Regions from separate parts of the Mus musculus genome. Here region 1 is linked to region 2. A link is a loop called in an ENCODE intact Hi-C map of the cell type or tissue named here. Cell type or tissue: gastrocnemius. All regions are shown on one strand.

Region 1 (8,000 bases), 340 kb after region 2:
TAGCAGCCTTATTTATAATAGCCAGAAGCTGGAAATAACTCAGATGTCCCTCAACAGAGGAATGGATACAGAAAATGTGGTACATTTACACAATGGAGTACTACTCAGCTATTAAAAAAAGAATGAATTTATGAAATTCCTAGGTAAATGGATGGACCCGGAGGGCATCATCCTGAGTGAGGTAACCCAGTCACAAAAGAACTCACATGATATGTACTCACTGATAAGTGGATATTAGCCCAGAAACTTAGAATACCCAAGATACAAGTTGCAAAACACATGAAACTCAAGAAGAATGAAGACCAAATTGTGGTCACTTTGCCCCTTCTTAGAATTGGGAACAAAACACCCATGGAAGGAGTTACAGAGACAAAGTTTGGAGCTGAGACGAAAGGATGGACCATTTAGAGACTGCTGCACCCGGGGGTCCATCCCATAATCAGCCTCCAAACGCAGACAGTATTGCATACGCCAGCAAGACTTTGCTGAAAGGACCCTGATATAGCTGTCTCTTGTGAGGCTATGCCAGTGCCTGGCAAACACAGAAGTGAATGCTCACAGTCACTTGGATGGAACACAGGGCCCCCAATGGAGGAGCTAGAGAAAGTACCCAAGGAGCTAAAGGTGACTGCAACCCTATAGGTGGAACAACAATATGAACTCAGTACCCCCAGAGATCATGACTCTAGCTGCATATGTAGCAGAAGATGGCCTAGTTGGCCATCATTGGGAAGAGAGGCCCCTTGGTCTTGCAAACTTTATATGCCTCAGTACAGGAGAATACCAAGGCCAAGAAGTGGGAATGGATGGGTAGGGGAGTTGGGGGGGAGGGTATGGGGGGCTTTTGGGATAGCATTTGAAATGTAAATGAAGAAAATACCTAATTAAATATGTAAAATAAATTAATTAAATAAATAAATAAATAAATAAATAAAATTTAAAACAAAACAAAACAAACAAAACACAGAGCGGGGAGGCAACACCTGTGCTCAGCTCCAGGTCACATCACACCCAAAGTTAGGTTCATCCCAGATCTGGCTAGAGTAGGAGACACAACAGAAATCATGTACTGGGGGAAATGGCATATCATTCTTCCTATTTTTAATTTCTTTTGGGACAGGGTCTTACTATATAGTCCTAGCTAGCCTGGAGCTTACTATGTAGACCAGGCTGGACTTGAACTTACAGAGATCTGCCTGGATCTGCATCCCTAGTGCTGGGATAAAAGGCATGAGACACACTCCTGACCTATTTTTATTTTTATTCTACTTTTATCTTTTTCTTTTCTTTTTTTTTTTTTGATTTTTTTTTTTTTTTCGAGACAGGGTTTCTCTGTGTAGCCCTGGCTGTCCTGGAACTCAGGCTGTAGACCAGGCTGGCCTTGAACTCAGAAATCCACCTGCCTCTGCCTCCTGAGTGCTAGGATTAAAGGCGTGTGCCACCACCGCCCCGGCATATTTTTTGATTTTTTGAGACAGGGTTTCTCTGTGTAGCCTTGGCTGTCCTGGAACTCTGTAGACCAGGCTGGCCTCGAACTCAGAAATTTGCCTGCCTCTGCCTCTCAAGTGCTGAGATTAAAGGCGTTTTGTTTGTTTGTTTGTTTGTTTTTTCTATTTTAATTTTTATTAGTTTAATTTTTTTCAAATTTGTTTTATGTGTACAGATGTTCATCTACATGTATGTCTGTGCAGCACACGTGTGCCTAATGTCTCTAGAGGCTAGAAGTGGGCATCAGAGACCCTAGAGCTAGAGTTACAGATGGTTGTGAGTCACCACATGAGCGCTAGAAATAGAACCCAGGTCCTCTGGAGGGCAGCCAGTGCTCTTAATCACCCAGCCATCTCTCCAGCTTTTGTTGTTGGTTTTGTTTTTTTGAGACAGAGTTTCTGTGTAGCACTTTGGTCTTGGAACTCCCTGTGTAGACCAGGTTGGCCTGGAATTCAGAGATCCACCTGCCTCTGCCTCCTGAGTGCTGAGATTAAAGGTGAATGTTACCATCCCCACCCCCAACTCCATCCTTTATTTTATTTTTGTATGAAGTCCTATGTGTGAATGTGGGCATTTGAATACTATGGCGTGTGCATGCATAGAGATCAGAAAACAACCTCCCGTGCCAATCTTTGTTTTCCAGCTTGTCGAAACAGGTTTTTTTTGTTTTTTTTTTTTTTTTTTTTTTTTTGGTTTTTTGAGACAGGGTTTCTCTGTGTAGCCCTGGCTGTCCTGGAACTCATTCTGTAGACCAGGCTGGCCTCGATCTCAGAAATCCGCCTGTCTCTGCCTCCCAAGTGCTGGGATTAAAGGCATGTGCCACCACGTCCGGCAGGTTCTTTTATTTTAATGCTGTGTATGCCAGGCTAGCTGGCCCATGAGTTTCTGAGGACTCTCCAGTCGCTGCTTCCCAGCTGTCTGCACTGGCACTGAGGTTACAGAGACATGCTTCCATGTCTAACTTTATGTAGGGTCTGAGAATTTGAACTTGGGTTCTCATGTTTGCACAACTGCCCTCCTTCTTTGTGTGTGTGTGCATGCACACCAGGGTCTCACTATTTAGTCATGGCTGGCTTTGTATTTAATATATAGTGCAAGGTCACCTCAAACTTACTGCAATCCCCTTGTCTCGACCTCGAAAGTCCTTAGCTTAGAGGTGTACTTAACCACACAGAGCTTGTCGTTGTTTTGTTTTTTAACTATGAATTGAAACTAAGGCTTCATGTTGGCTAGGGAAACCCCACCACTGAGCTATACCCCCAGTCTTCCCACCCACATTTTGTGTTGTGTTGTTTTATATTTGGTTGTTAGGTTTTTGCTGCTGCTGCTGTTTCTCACCCTCTAGAGATGATCTCAGTGAATTTCCCAGGCTGGCCTTGCTATCCATGAATGTAGCTCATTTGTTAGAGTTTGTCAAGCATGCATGAATCCCTAGGTTCAATCCCCAATACCACATAAAGGTGACATGGTGGCACATACCTGTAATCTCAGTACTCCGGAGGTGGATGAAGAATTCCAGATCACCCTCCACCATAAGGCAAATTAGAAGCCAGCTTGGGCTACAAGAGACCTTGTCTTTATGGCCCCCTTAAGAACAACAAGAACAAAGAAAAACGCAAGACAATAACAACCAAGCAAATTTTAGTCCTGCAGCAGCCTACTGAGTTGTTGGGATTACAGTTCCTTCATCTCTGTTCCTTCTTTACCATAGCAGTCACTCTGAGTTATCAGTCTTAGAGGGGATTTTCTTAGTCTGATTTGAGTTTCTTTTTTTTTTTTTATATATTCAAGTATAATTTTTATTTTTATTTATTTTTATTTTTTTATTCCCGTATTTTCCTCAGTTTACATTTTCAAATGTTATCCCAAAAAGTTCCCCCCATTTCCCTTCCCGCCCCAAATTCCCCCTTACCCACTCATTCCCACTTTTTGGCCCTGGCGTTCCCCTGTACTGGGGCATATAAAGTTTGCATGACCAATGGGCCTCTTTTTCCAGTGATGGCCGACTAGGCCATCTTTTGATACATATGCAGCTAGAGTCAAGAGCTCCGGGGTACTGGTTAGTTCATAATGTTGTTGCACCTACAGGGTTGCAGATCTCTTTAGCTCCTTGGATACTTTCTCTAGCTCCTCCATTGGGGCCCTGTGATCCATCCAATAGCTGACTGTGAGCATCCACTTCTGTGTTTGCTAGGCCCGGGCCTAGTCTCACAAGAGACAGCTATATCACGGTCCTTTCAGCAAACACTTGCTACTGTATGCAATGGTGTCATCATTTGGAGGCTAATTATGGGATGGATCCCTGGATATGGCAGTCTCTAGACGGTCCATCTTTTTGTCTCAGCTCCAAACTTTGTCTCTGTAACTCCTTCCATGGATGATTGTTTCCAATTCTAAGAAGGGGCAAAGTGTCCATACTTTGGTCTTCGTTCTTCTTGAGTTTCATGTGTTTTACAAATTGTCTCTTATATCTCGGGTATACTAAGTTTCTGGGCTAATATCCACTTATCAGTGAGTACATATCATTTGAGTTCTTTTTTTTTTTTTTATTAGGTATTTTCCTCGTTTACATTTTCAATTCCTTCCCAAAGGTCCCCCATACCCACCCCCCCCAATCCCCTACCCACCCACTGCCCCTTTTTGGCCCTGGTGTTCCCCTGTACTGGGGCATATAAAGTTTGCAAGTCCAATGGGCCTCTTTGCAGTGATGACCGACTAGGCCATCTTTTGATACATATGCAGCTAAAGACAAGAGCTCCCGGGTACTGGTTAGTTCATATTGTTGTTCCACCTATAGGGTTGCAGTTCCCTTTAGCTCCTTGGGTAATTTCTCTAGCTCCTCCATAAGGGGCCGTGTGACACATCCAATAGCTGACTGTGATCATCCACTTCTGTGTTTGCTAGGCCCCGGCATAGTCTCACAAGAGAGAGCTATATCTGGGTCCTTTCAGCAAAATCTTGCTAGTGTATGCAATGGTGTCAGCATTTGGAAGCTGATTATGGGATGGATCCCTGCATATGGCAATCACTAGATGGTCAGTTTCTAATTAACCCTAACAGTTCACTCAACGAAGTATAAGGGATACAGGCAGCCAGGTCACTTCAATACACAGGTTCCAGCGCCACCTAGTGGTCAGCCTGAGGACATAAGCAGAACCAAGTCCCATCTGGTCTGTGGGGCAATTACAGTTAAATCAGTTAAGATTGGGGGAAAAAAAGATCTTTTAATAAACTTTAAAACACACTCACCTGAGTGGAGGTATCAGAGCCCCTGGATCTGGAATTACAGATAGTGGTGAGCTGCCATGTGTGGTTGCTGGGATCCAAATCCAGGTCCTCTGGGAGAGTAGTCAGTGCTCTTAACCACAGAACCATCTCTCCAGACCCCTAAAAAGCTTTTTTAAAAGAAAGGAAAGAAGACTGTGGAAACACCAAGGGACCCCAGTTTCTTGGAAAGGCAATGTTCCACCAAGGAGATGGAACTTTCATCAGCTGAATATTGAGTATTTAAGAGACGAAAGGGCCTTTCCAGAAAAGTTGGGAGAGGCATCTGGGGTCGTGAGATTTTGAATTCAGCCGGGCATAGTGGTGCACACCTCTAGCCCAGCACTCAGGAGGCAGAGGCAGGTGGAGCTCTGTGAATTTGAGGGTAGCCTGGTCTACACAGTGAGTTCCAGGAGAGCCAGAGCTACACAGAGAAACCTTGTCTAGAAAACCAAGTGGAAAAAAAAGATTCTAAGTTCAGAACTTTCCACAGCACAGAAGGAAAGGTGTCAAGAGGACGTTTCTCCAGGCAGCTCCAAGACAGAGGGCTGGGGCTGGTGAGATGGCTCAGTGGGTAAGAGCACCCGACTGCTCTTCCTGAGGTCCGGAGTTCAAATCCCAGCAACCACATGGTGGCTCACAACCATCCCTAACAAGGTCTGACTCTCTCTTCTGGTGTCTGAGGACAGCTACAGTGTACTTACATTAAAAAAAAAAAAAGACAGAGGACTGGATTAGATACAATCTCAGACCCTAGTATCACACCTGGCATGGTCCTAGATTGTCTTGAGTGCCAGTATTTGGAGAAGTGCTTGTTTTGTTTTATTTGTGTTTAGCTCTGGTTGTCCTAGAAGTTGCTGTGTAGACCAGGCTGGCCTCTGCTTCCGTGTGCACAATCAACTATCCTCTATTTCATTGTTTTCAAGAGAGGATCTCTCTATAGCTCTGGTTATCCTGGAACTTACTATGTAGATCAGGCTGGCCTTGAACTCAAGGAGGTCTGCTTGCCTCTGTGTCTTGAATGCTGGGATCAAAGGCATGAGCCACGACATCCAGCTTAGTAAACTAGCTTAATTCCCTCTACTCAAGGATCTGGAATGTTCTCAATACCACATGCTAACTCTACCCAGGAACATTAGTGGGCTGAGGGCAAACAACACTCAGAAGTACAAAATTACAGTGGTGTCTGATACATACCAAGATTTGACTGGAGAGTTAAGTGTGAACTAGAAAACCCTTTCATGAAATAAGTTGTATAGGTTTCTATTTCATCTGTTCTGAGGAAGGAAGGAAGGACTGTATATAGGGCTGATGGGAGCCTACAGTTCAAAATAAACTTTCCTTCTTTTTTCGTTTTACTACTTACCTGACATTCCCGAAAGCTAAGGCACCAGAACCAAGCTGTGGAGAGGAGCTCCGATTCCAGTCCTTGCTACTCAGAGAACGTCCTGGCCTGGATCCTTAGAAACAAGGGCTAAAAATATCTTCCCACTCTCACTCTCTCTGTAGTCAACATACACACAAGGATGCCAAGTGTTTTCAAAGGACAAAACGTTAGCTGCGTTCAGATCTTCCAAGGTACATTTTTCATCGCCAAAGGATGATGATTCTCCAAGGGATTTTCAGCATAGAGAAGTCAGGAGCCAATCATGGAACACCTCTGATGATTTATGGGAAAAAAGGAGAGAGAAGGCAAAACTATAAAAAACAGGTCTGGGGCTGTCACTCAGGGAGAGTGGGGTTTATTTATGTGTAGGACCTAGGATTGACCCCAACAGAGTATCAGCAAAAATCATAAAAAAACCAATCACAAAAGCAAAAATATTTCACTGGTCTTGAATGCATTCAAAACTGTGCTGGTGGCTGTAAGAGATTACAAAAACCAAATCTTATCACTGACAACACAAAGAGCTTGTGGGAAGCCACATGTGCCATTGCAGAGTGGCACTGACTACTGCTGGCCACCACACATAAGTTTGGACAAACAACCAATGTGTACATATGCAGTAAAGTTTTTTGCAAAGACACTGCCTGGCCCGGGCATGATAATGAGGCTTTGAGAGTATAACCAATCAGATGTGAGACATGCAAATGAGGTATGATAATGAGGCTCTGTGAGGTACAGAGAGAGAAAGAGAGTAGCCAATCAGATGAGGAACATGCAAATGAGGCGTAGTGCATAACCAATCCGGGTGTGAGACACGCCTCTCCTAGGCCTATATAAGCAGCACCAGTTCTGGGCTTGGGGTCTCTTCGCCTCTACAATCAAGCTCTCCCAATAAACGTGTGCAGAAGGATCCTGTTGCAGCATCTAGTCTGGCGCGCGCAAGAAGAGCTTTCAGACTTAACACTTATTTTATCTTTTATTTTCGAGACAGTGTTCCTGTATGTACCTCCGGCTGTCCTGGAACTCCCTCTGTAGACCAGGCTGGCCGCAGACTCACAGGGACTCACCTCCTTCTGCTTCCCAAGTGCTGGGATTGAAGGTGTGTGCCATCACTGCTCGGATAGACTTAGCAATTTCTAGTAGAGTCAGTAACAGTTGTGGGTGAGAGAAACATTCCCTACGTGTGACACATAGATAACACACCACCTCATTTCATTCACCCTGTCCTGTAGATAACTAGGTTGCTACAAAGTTTGTATGTCTGGAAATTGTAAGTAGGCAGATGGCTCAGGAAAAACAACAAACAAACAACAAAAAACAAACCCAAAAACCTTTGGTTCCCTGACAAATTAAAAAAACCTATCCCCAAATATTTTTGATTGGTCAGTGTCTTTTCATTTTCATTTTTTGGGGATAGGTATCATTAAAAACTTAACCAAAAATGTGAAAGGATTCATCTACTAGGGGCTTCCAAATGTCTTGAGCTTAATGTTTCAGGAGAACAAGGGCAACTGAATGTGTGGTGAAGCAAGCCACTTGGGAGGTGGAGGCAGGAGGACCAGGAGCTAAGTCATCCTCTGTACCTATTTGAATCCAGCCTAGACTGAGACTTTGCCTATAAAAACATACACATAAATAAATAAATAAATAAATAAAACAAATAGACTTTTTTTTGGTTGTTTTTGTTTTGTTTTTTTGAGACAGGGTTTCTCTGTGTGGCCCTGGCTGTCCTGGAACTCACTCTGTAGAATAGGCTGGCCTCGAACTCAGAAATCCATCTTCCTTTGCCTTTCAAGTGCTGGGTTTAATGGCGTGTGCCACCACTGCCCAGCTACAAATAAACTTAAATAAAACAAATAAA
Region 2 (8,000 bases):
GACGGATTGCAGGTTGATATTGGGAGTGGAAAGGGGTGAGAAATGGCTGCCTCACGTATACAGTTTCTGCTTGAGGTGATGAAAAGTGACAGAAATGGATGGGGGTGGGGGTGGGTGATATACAACCCCTGTGAGTGTAATTAACACTGCCAAACCATGTGCTAAAAATAGTCAAGACGGAGGGCTTTACATTATGGTGCAAGTTTGCTCCCTCTTGCCTCAGCCCCCACTCTCTGGGTTTTTAAGCTGCCTTTTCCTTAAGTTATTTTTCTTTTTTATGCCTATGAGTGTGTGTACATGTGTGTGTGCCGTGTACATGTGTGTGCCATGTGTGTACGTGTGTGTCACATGTGTGTACATGTGTGTGTGCCATGTACATGTGTGTGTGCCGTGTGTGTACATGTGTGTGTCACATGTGTGTACGTGTGTGTGCCGTGTACATGTGTGTGTGCCGTGTACATGTGTGTGTGCCGTGTGTGTACATGTGTGTGTCACATGTGTGTACATGTGTGTGTGCCGTGTGTGTGTGTGTGTGCCATGTGTGTGCCGTGTACATGTGAGTGCCCATGGCGGCCAATAGAGGCTGCTGGATTTCCTGAAGCTTCAGTTGTAAACCAGCTGACATGGGCATCCTCTGCAAGAGCAGCAAGTGCTCTTGACCACTGAGCCATCGTCCCAGGCCCAGTTTCTTAAGAAAACAATGGAGGCAAGTTGGGGTGAGGATGTGAGACTAGAATAACGCAGAGGCCAGAAGCCGGATGTCTTCCGATAGATAGAGGAGATAGGATAAATTCATTGAATCCTTGTTTTACAGCTGGATACGATGTAGGCTTACAGCCGGGCATGGTGGCGCACGCCTTTAATCCCAGCACTTGGGAGGCAGAGGCAGGTGGATTTCTGAGTTCGAGGCCAGCCTGGTCTACAAAGTGAGTTCCAGGACAGCCAGGGCTATACAAAGAAACCCTGTCTCGAAAAACCAAAAAATAAAAATAAAAAAAAATTTTTAAAAAGAGATGTAGGCTACAAGTGATGACCTAAAAGCTCAGGAGTGAAACAGCTTGTTCAAGGTTATACTGTTGGAAAAAAAAAAACAGGGCCTGGCCTCTGAGGTCACACTATCATAAGTGGAATCCATCTTCAAAGCTACCGTCACAGACCACTAACAGTAAGGAAGCAGGAAGATTAAAGGCTGCTGCAAGCCAGGTGGTGATGGGGCCTACCTTTAATCCCAGCACTCAGGAGGCAGAGACAGACAGATCTCTGTGAGCTCAAGGTTGGGGGGGTGGGGCCGCTGGAGAGATGGCTCAGTGGTTAAGAGCACTGACTGCTTTTCCCGAGGTCCTGAATTCAATTCCCAGCAAACACATGGTGACTCACAACCATCAATAATGGGAGCCAATGTCCTCTTCTGGTGTGTCTGAAGACAGCTACAGTGTGTACTCATACACATTAAAAAAAAAAATCTGGCTGCAGAGTTGGGGTATATCTCAGTGGTAGAGGGAGTACCCAGTATACTGGCTAAGCTTTCAGCAGCCAGGAGGGGAAGGAAAAGGGACCAGACCCAACTACATCTGAGTAATATAACCATCGCTATGTACAGTGCCTCAGTCAGAGAGCCCAGGACCAGAATCAGAGGGCGGAGGCCTCACACTCTCCTGCCCAACCTCACACACATTAGCTTCTCGGTGTCTGTTCGATGGGTAAAACAAAGGCAGAAAAGGTCTCTTCCTCAAGCCAAGCCAGCTTGCCCAGGACACCCATCTTGCTCACAAGCACAAAAGGGCAAATCCGTGCGACCCTCTTAGCAGGAACTGGGAGAACCATCCCAGGAGAAGTTCCAGACAGCTGCAAAAACAGTCGCCTGTCCCAAACCTTTCATCATCAGAAGCTCCCAGCTGGTGTCAAATGATCTGGCCCATGGGCTGGGGAGGCCAGGCAGCTGGCTGAGCAGGGTCACAAGTACGTGTCCCGGCAGGTGTACACCAACGGCCTGAGGAGGTAGGGACATGTCTGTCAGGTTACAACTCGGGAGGTTTTCGGTTGGATGATCAGATGGCTTCGAGGGCTGCTTCTGAGACAGGCTCCCACTATGTAACCCAGATTGGCCTTGAACCTAACATCTCCCCCACCTCAAGCCTCCAGAGTGCTGGGTTACAGTCATGCCACACACTATCTCCTTTCCTTCCCATGCTTGTTCTAAACTCAAGTCATAGTCATTATGGCTCGCCCTCCACGCTCCACGGGCTTTTGATAAAAGCAGAGTGTCCACTGTCACCGAGTTACACAGAACAGTTTCAATACTCTGAAAGTTCCTGTCAGTCCACCTTGTAACTGAACCTTTGGCTACTTTGTGGGTTCTTTTTTTCTTCCACCCTTCTCCACCCCCTAACACTAAATAGTAGAGAAAAAAGCATAGAGGGGAAAGGGGGCGATGTTATCATTAGACTACTTCCTGCTGATTAGGGGTGTCAAGTTCTTGGGGCATGTTTGATCTTCACCCACCATCAGAATATCTAATTTCTTCTTCTCATCTCAACAAACTGTGTAACAAACGACATCTAACCACCAGCTGTCCAAAACAACCCCTTCTATCTATCTATCCATCCATCCAAACATCACACACTCGCAGAAACTATCTGCAGCTGACAAAACCATGCCTCTGCTAGAGCACGAGGCAAATCAGAGTCAGCTGCTGTGGACAATCTGAAGCAGCCCCATATCCCACACCTGGGATTAAAATGCAGACACATTCTTACAATATTTCTGTGTCTTTAAAGAACAAAAAAATTTCACTATCTTCTGCCTTCTTCCTTCTCCCCTTTCTAGAGGAGCCTCATTTTTTCAGATACAAATATGAAATTAGAGGATTCCCTGGCTTGTCTAAGACTCAGGACACAAGAGGCAAAGCCTGTTCTACACAGCAAGTTTCAGGCCAGGCGGGGTTTCAGAATGAAACTCTCTCAAACAAGCAAATAAATAATGCTGTCTTATGAAGATGGCATGCCCGGTGCACCCATGAGTACACTGGTTACCTCACAACACCTGTACAAGGTCTAGCCAGCGTGGGTAGTGAACAGTGGGCAGAAGTAATTGGACTCAATGGGTTATAAAATTAAAAACAACAATAATAAAAAAAATTTTTTTAAGAGGGGCGCTCAGGTAAGCTTGAAACAAGGTCCCAAATCCTCTCTGTCCCCATCCCTCGTGTGTCTCACATGCTCAGCGCATGGCAGAACTCTCCCTTCTTAGCCCTTTGCCAGCATCGGCCAAACCCACACGCGCATGCGCACAGCTCACCATGAGGCTCCGCTGTACGTTCTCCAGCAATGTCTGAACCTCCTGTAGATACTTCCAGGACGGGTGGCCCTCGAGAAGTACATCCATCACAGACTCAGTGGCATTGAGACTCACCAAGACCCACAGGTACCGAAGCTCTCGCTCACTCACGTGAGCCTTCTGCTGCAGGGACAGGAGACATCAGTGACGCACAAGCGTAGGCCTCTGGGCACTGACCACTCCCCTACCCCCATGCATTTGCCACTGCCTGGGACCCATCACAGTCACCCACGGCTGCCAGCAGACAACCTTGGGCCTAGGTTAGTGGCAGGCTTTGCTTGAGTGGCTAGGGAAAGGCCAATGGGACAACCTGCCAAGACCCACAAGCTTCTAAGTGACTTGTGGCAGGCAGCGGCTCCCCACCCCGGGAAGGGTCCTCACCAGCCTTGTGATGTTGGCCACTCTGAGTACCCCCTCATAAGGCACAGCAATCCTGTAGTTGATGGGGAAGTAATGTTTCTGAAGAGGAACAAGAACAAACCATAAGCTATGAGGCAGAAACTGTTTAGACGGGACCCCCAAGAGAGGAACGCAGCCTAGCAGCGTTGACAACAGACAGGTCCTCTACTGAGAGGTCAGATCTGGACAACTGGGCTAAAAGACAGCTCTCTTTTCCCCTCGGACAAAGGAGGTGGGGGTGGGGGGTGTGAGATCAGATACACAAGTCCTGTAAGGGCTGAAGTTTCAGGCCCAGGGGAGGAACCCAGGATTTTCAGGAGACATGGTACTTTGGAAGTGAAAAATATGGTTCATCTGACACTTACAAAGGTAACCTTCGCACAGCCTGTGAACATACTACACATCAGTGAGTCTAGAATCTGACACCTTATTATTTATTGTTATTATTAATAGTGTGGACATGACTCTCAGCACTGATGTGGAGGTCAAAGATTAACTTTCAGGAGTTGGTTCTCTCCTTCCGCCTTGATGTGGGTTCTGGGAATTGGACTCAGGCCATCAGTCCTGGGTACCAGGTGTGCCTTTTACTCAGAGCCGTCCCACCAGCCCCATGGGGTTCGCTCTCAGTTAGTGGGTTGTATGGTATGAGTTACTTCTCAATGGAGATAGTCTCAGAGATAGTCCTATAGAGCTGGGCCTGTGCTTGCAACCCTAGCACGGGGAGGCAGACGCTCTCCAGGTTACCATGTACTGAAGCCGGTTCTTGTACTGCAGCTTGCCCCGAAGGTAGCCTGTAAGGTCACACTCCTTATCTTGGGTCAGAGTCCATATCTCCAAATTCTCGTTTCCCAAAGCCACGTCAAGTAGGATCCCAAGACCTGTGGGACACACCCAACAAGAGCGGATGAGCGCTGGGCACTGTGTCTGCGCACTACCTGGTGTGCGTAGCTGAATCAACCACCATCCATCATCAAGCCTGACAAGTACTGAGGGGAAAGGCAGGTGCATGCAGAGCCCTAAGGAGGACTTGTCACCTGGAGTAGCAAGTACACCCCCACACACACACCATGGTCAGAGTCCCCAGGGTATGGTCTCCCGTCTCCCCTAGCTCCTGATTTTGGGTAAGTACATCGTCCAGGTTCCAAGGCACCCCTCAGCCCTTTGTCTGGAGTGATGAGTTTTCAAAGCTCGATTTTTCTCCATTAGATGTAGCAACAGGTCTTACAAGCAAGCTTCTGCCAGTCTGATGGCTCTGGGATGCTAAACAGACCCCCTACACCAGCAGAACAGACAATAATGCGAAGTCTTTTGAAACAGTACCAGGAATTACCACTAGGTGTCACTGTGACCTCAAAAACAGCTCTTGGGAGCTGTCCCCTTGACTGGAAAAAAATATTTTGAGAATTTACAATAAATATGAATAGGGAGTGGATGAAAGAAACACAAAAGAGCAAGAGATACCCAAAGGACCAATCTGCAATTAGCTGCAGTCTGAAATCAGAGAAATGGATCTACATGCAAAGCCGACCAGGGACAAGGAAACGAAGAAGGTTTTTATGAGATAATTTCATTTTAATAATCCTGATGCTGCCAAAAGAATTCTCAGCCTGGAAATGCACTTGGCCCGCTTAATAATGAAATGGCTTTTAAACTCTAAAACCTTCGACCCACTAAACTCATAAACTAGAAAGAAAACAGGAAACGTTTATTGACAACGACTTAAGCAGCATCATAGGTCCTTTGTTAAGATAAATTTATCAATGGGGGGGGGAACCACACGTGGTGATGTACGTTACGGGGGGAATGTTTAAGATATGTTCAACGGCCTTCCTAAGGAAGCCTGAGCCAGCGATATCAGCAGCTTAAAGGATGACTTCAAGTTTATTAATTAACCTCCCGTGCTTTGAAAAAAAGAGATGCAAATAACCGAACCAGATATCCGTGGGAGATTACCACTCCCGACCCTATATGCTAGGACATAAGGATGTTGCCCTGGCTGACCTGGTACTGACCTGGAACTGTCTATGTAGACTAGACTAGCTGGGACTCAGCCTTTTCTTCCTGGGTGCTGGGATTAAAAGTTCGAGCCACGCCTAGTTTAATATCTATTGTTGTTGTTGTTGTCAGAAACAATAATTAAACTTTGCCTTTTCTTTTTTTCTTTTTTCCTTTTTCCTTTTGAGCAAGACAGCCAGGCTGGCTGACATTACCTCCCTCATCAGTTACAAGCAGACATCACTAACTGGATCTCTCTCCTCTCACTTCCCGACACCTTGAAGATTTGGGGGCTTTGTATCTCCACTGTCTGGGGGCCATGCTCCCTCTTAGCTTCCGTTCCCCGTCTCCAGGATCGCCCTGCTCGTTCCCACGTGCTGGACCAAGTCCTAGGAGCGCTCTCTGTTTCCCCTGATACTTGGATCTACTCAGAATCTGAACTCCACACAAACCACAGTTACTGCCCTCTTCAACTGTAGAACTCTTGACAACCACTTTCTTGCAAGGATCACCTAACACAGCACTGGGCTGAAGGAACAAATAAACACAACCAGTATTAGGCCTACAAGATGGCTCAGTGGGTAAAGGGGCTTGCTACCAAGCCTGATGACCTGAGTTCAATCCCCAGGAACCACATGGGAGAAGGAGCGAACTAACTCCTGCAAGCTGCCCTCTGACCTCCATGCAGGTGCTGTGACACACACACACACCCTCCCGAACAAAATAAAATGTAAAGTAAATTTAAATAAATAAATAATCACAGTGCTGGGCCCATTAACATAGGCTTGCTTTTGGTCCCTGCCTTGCCTTGCAAATCCACACCTAGCCCACCCACTCCTGGAACCGTCTGAGACTTCGGCTCCAACCCTGGACGTCCCCACCAGCACTGCTTGCCTGGGTCACTCATCACCTAGCCAGGTCATAGCATCTTGGGAACATGGAGAACTTAAGCTGTAACTACAGCATGCCCTCAGGGACAGAGCCTTACACCTGAAGGGAGAGGTGGTTTCTGGGAATGGAAATGCAAGCAAGCAAGCACGCACCTGAATCCCCTAGGGAGTTGGCTAAGGTACAGGTGGACCAACTCCACCCCACATTTCTGATCCGACAGGTGGAGAAGGCACCTCTGCATTGCACTCCTGGTTGAAAGTGACAGCCACTGAGAACCCTGGACCCAAGTGACACTTGCAGACTGATAATCATAATGGCTACCTCTGGTCCACAGGGATTGTACATACAACAACAACAACAACAACAACAACAACAACAACAAGGCCTTTATCTTTCGGGGTGGGGTGTTCTATCCTATCCATAATGAGTCTTCTTCCCTATCAGCAGCCAATCAATCACTATAGCCTGTCAATCCATCAAGTCCCACCCCATGGACCATGTTGGCTTTACCCAATGTGTCCTTAAGATAGGAGTCAGGTCTATCCTAGCTGGGGTTTTTTTGTTTTTTTTTTTTTGTTTTGTTTTGTTTTTTGGTTTTTGTGTTTTTATTTTATTTTTGTTTTTGTTTTGTCTCGTTGACACCAGCTAGAGCTATCCAGGAAGGGAAGCATATGTTGAGAAAAATGCCCCCATCAGATTGCCTGTGGGCAACTCTGTAGCATTTTCTTGGTTAATGATTGGCGTGGGTGGGCTCAGCCAGCAGGGAGAAGGGCCACGCCTAGATGATGGTTCTGACTGCTAGAAGAAAGCATCCAGCCATAGAAAGCAAGTCAGTGAGCGGCTTCTCTCTGTGGTCTCTATTTCAACCCCCACCCCTCACCCCCACCTCCCCACCTCCCCACCCCGGCTTCCCTCCAGGGTGAGCTACAACTGTAAGCCGAAATAAACCCCTCCTCACCATGTCGATTTGGAGCCTGCTCTTTTATCACAGCAATAGAAGGCAAACTGGGACAGGGTCTTAGAATTACCAGAGCACCTGAGCCCAGCATGGCCGGCATGCAGCCCGTCCCTGAAAGCCTGTCCGCAGGTGACCTGCCTCCCCCGGATGAAACACACTTTGCAGCCAGGCTGCCATTTCCAATTGCAAGTGTTGTTTTCCTGCCTCTTCGACCAGGAGAAACTGGGGACCAGGCAGGGACAGTGTAGCTGTCACCCACAACGCTTTGCACCCCAGAAGCCACACAGCCAGTGTCCCACTGACCTGGTCAGGTTTTCCTGTCTCCTCCCCGCCAGAGACAAGAACCAAGATCTGGAAGCTCAAGGTGAGGTATAAGGCTTCCCCTGGCCCAGACACTGGTCGGGGGGAGAGGGGAACATGT

Evidence for each region. Peaks named below come from ENCODE experiments on the same cell type or tissue, not always from the same donor. Only the 100,000 strongest peaks of a DNase experiment are listed, where the experiment ranks them.
Region 1: it touches region 2 in a loop (3-fold over the local background); 15 of 42 quality-filtered maps call a loop at or near these places.

What each region holds. Positions count from the first base shown.
Region 1 is chr8:111,085,678-111,093,677 of GRCm38, forward strand. It overlaps a transcript of Clec18a not described here. Among named protein-coding and RNA genes, the nearest start is that of Pdpr, 5.1 kb to the right of the region's middle. In gastrocnemius, a CTCF peak has its summit at 4,627 (motif pointing left); a DNase peak (open chromatin) is centred at 4,607; H3K4me3 peaks cover 382 bases; H3K27ac peaks cover 3,352 bases.
Region 2 is chr8:110,744,946-110,752,945 of GRCm38, forward strand. Il34 (interleukin 34) reads right to left here. Exons shown (of 7, transcript NM_001135100.2): 3 at 4,480-4,613; 4 at 3,718-3,795; 5 at 3,298-3,459. Among named protein-coding and RNA genes, the nearest start is that of Gm15894, 6.7 kb to the right of the region's middle. In gastrocnemius, no CTCF peak of the experiment used is centred here; DNase peaks (open chromatin) are centred at 4,811 and 5,054; H3K4me3 peaks cover 540 bases; H3K27ac peaks cover 2,261 bases.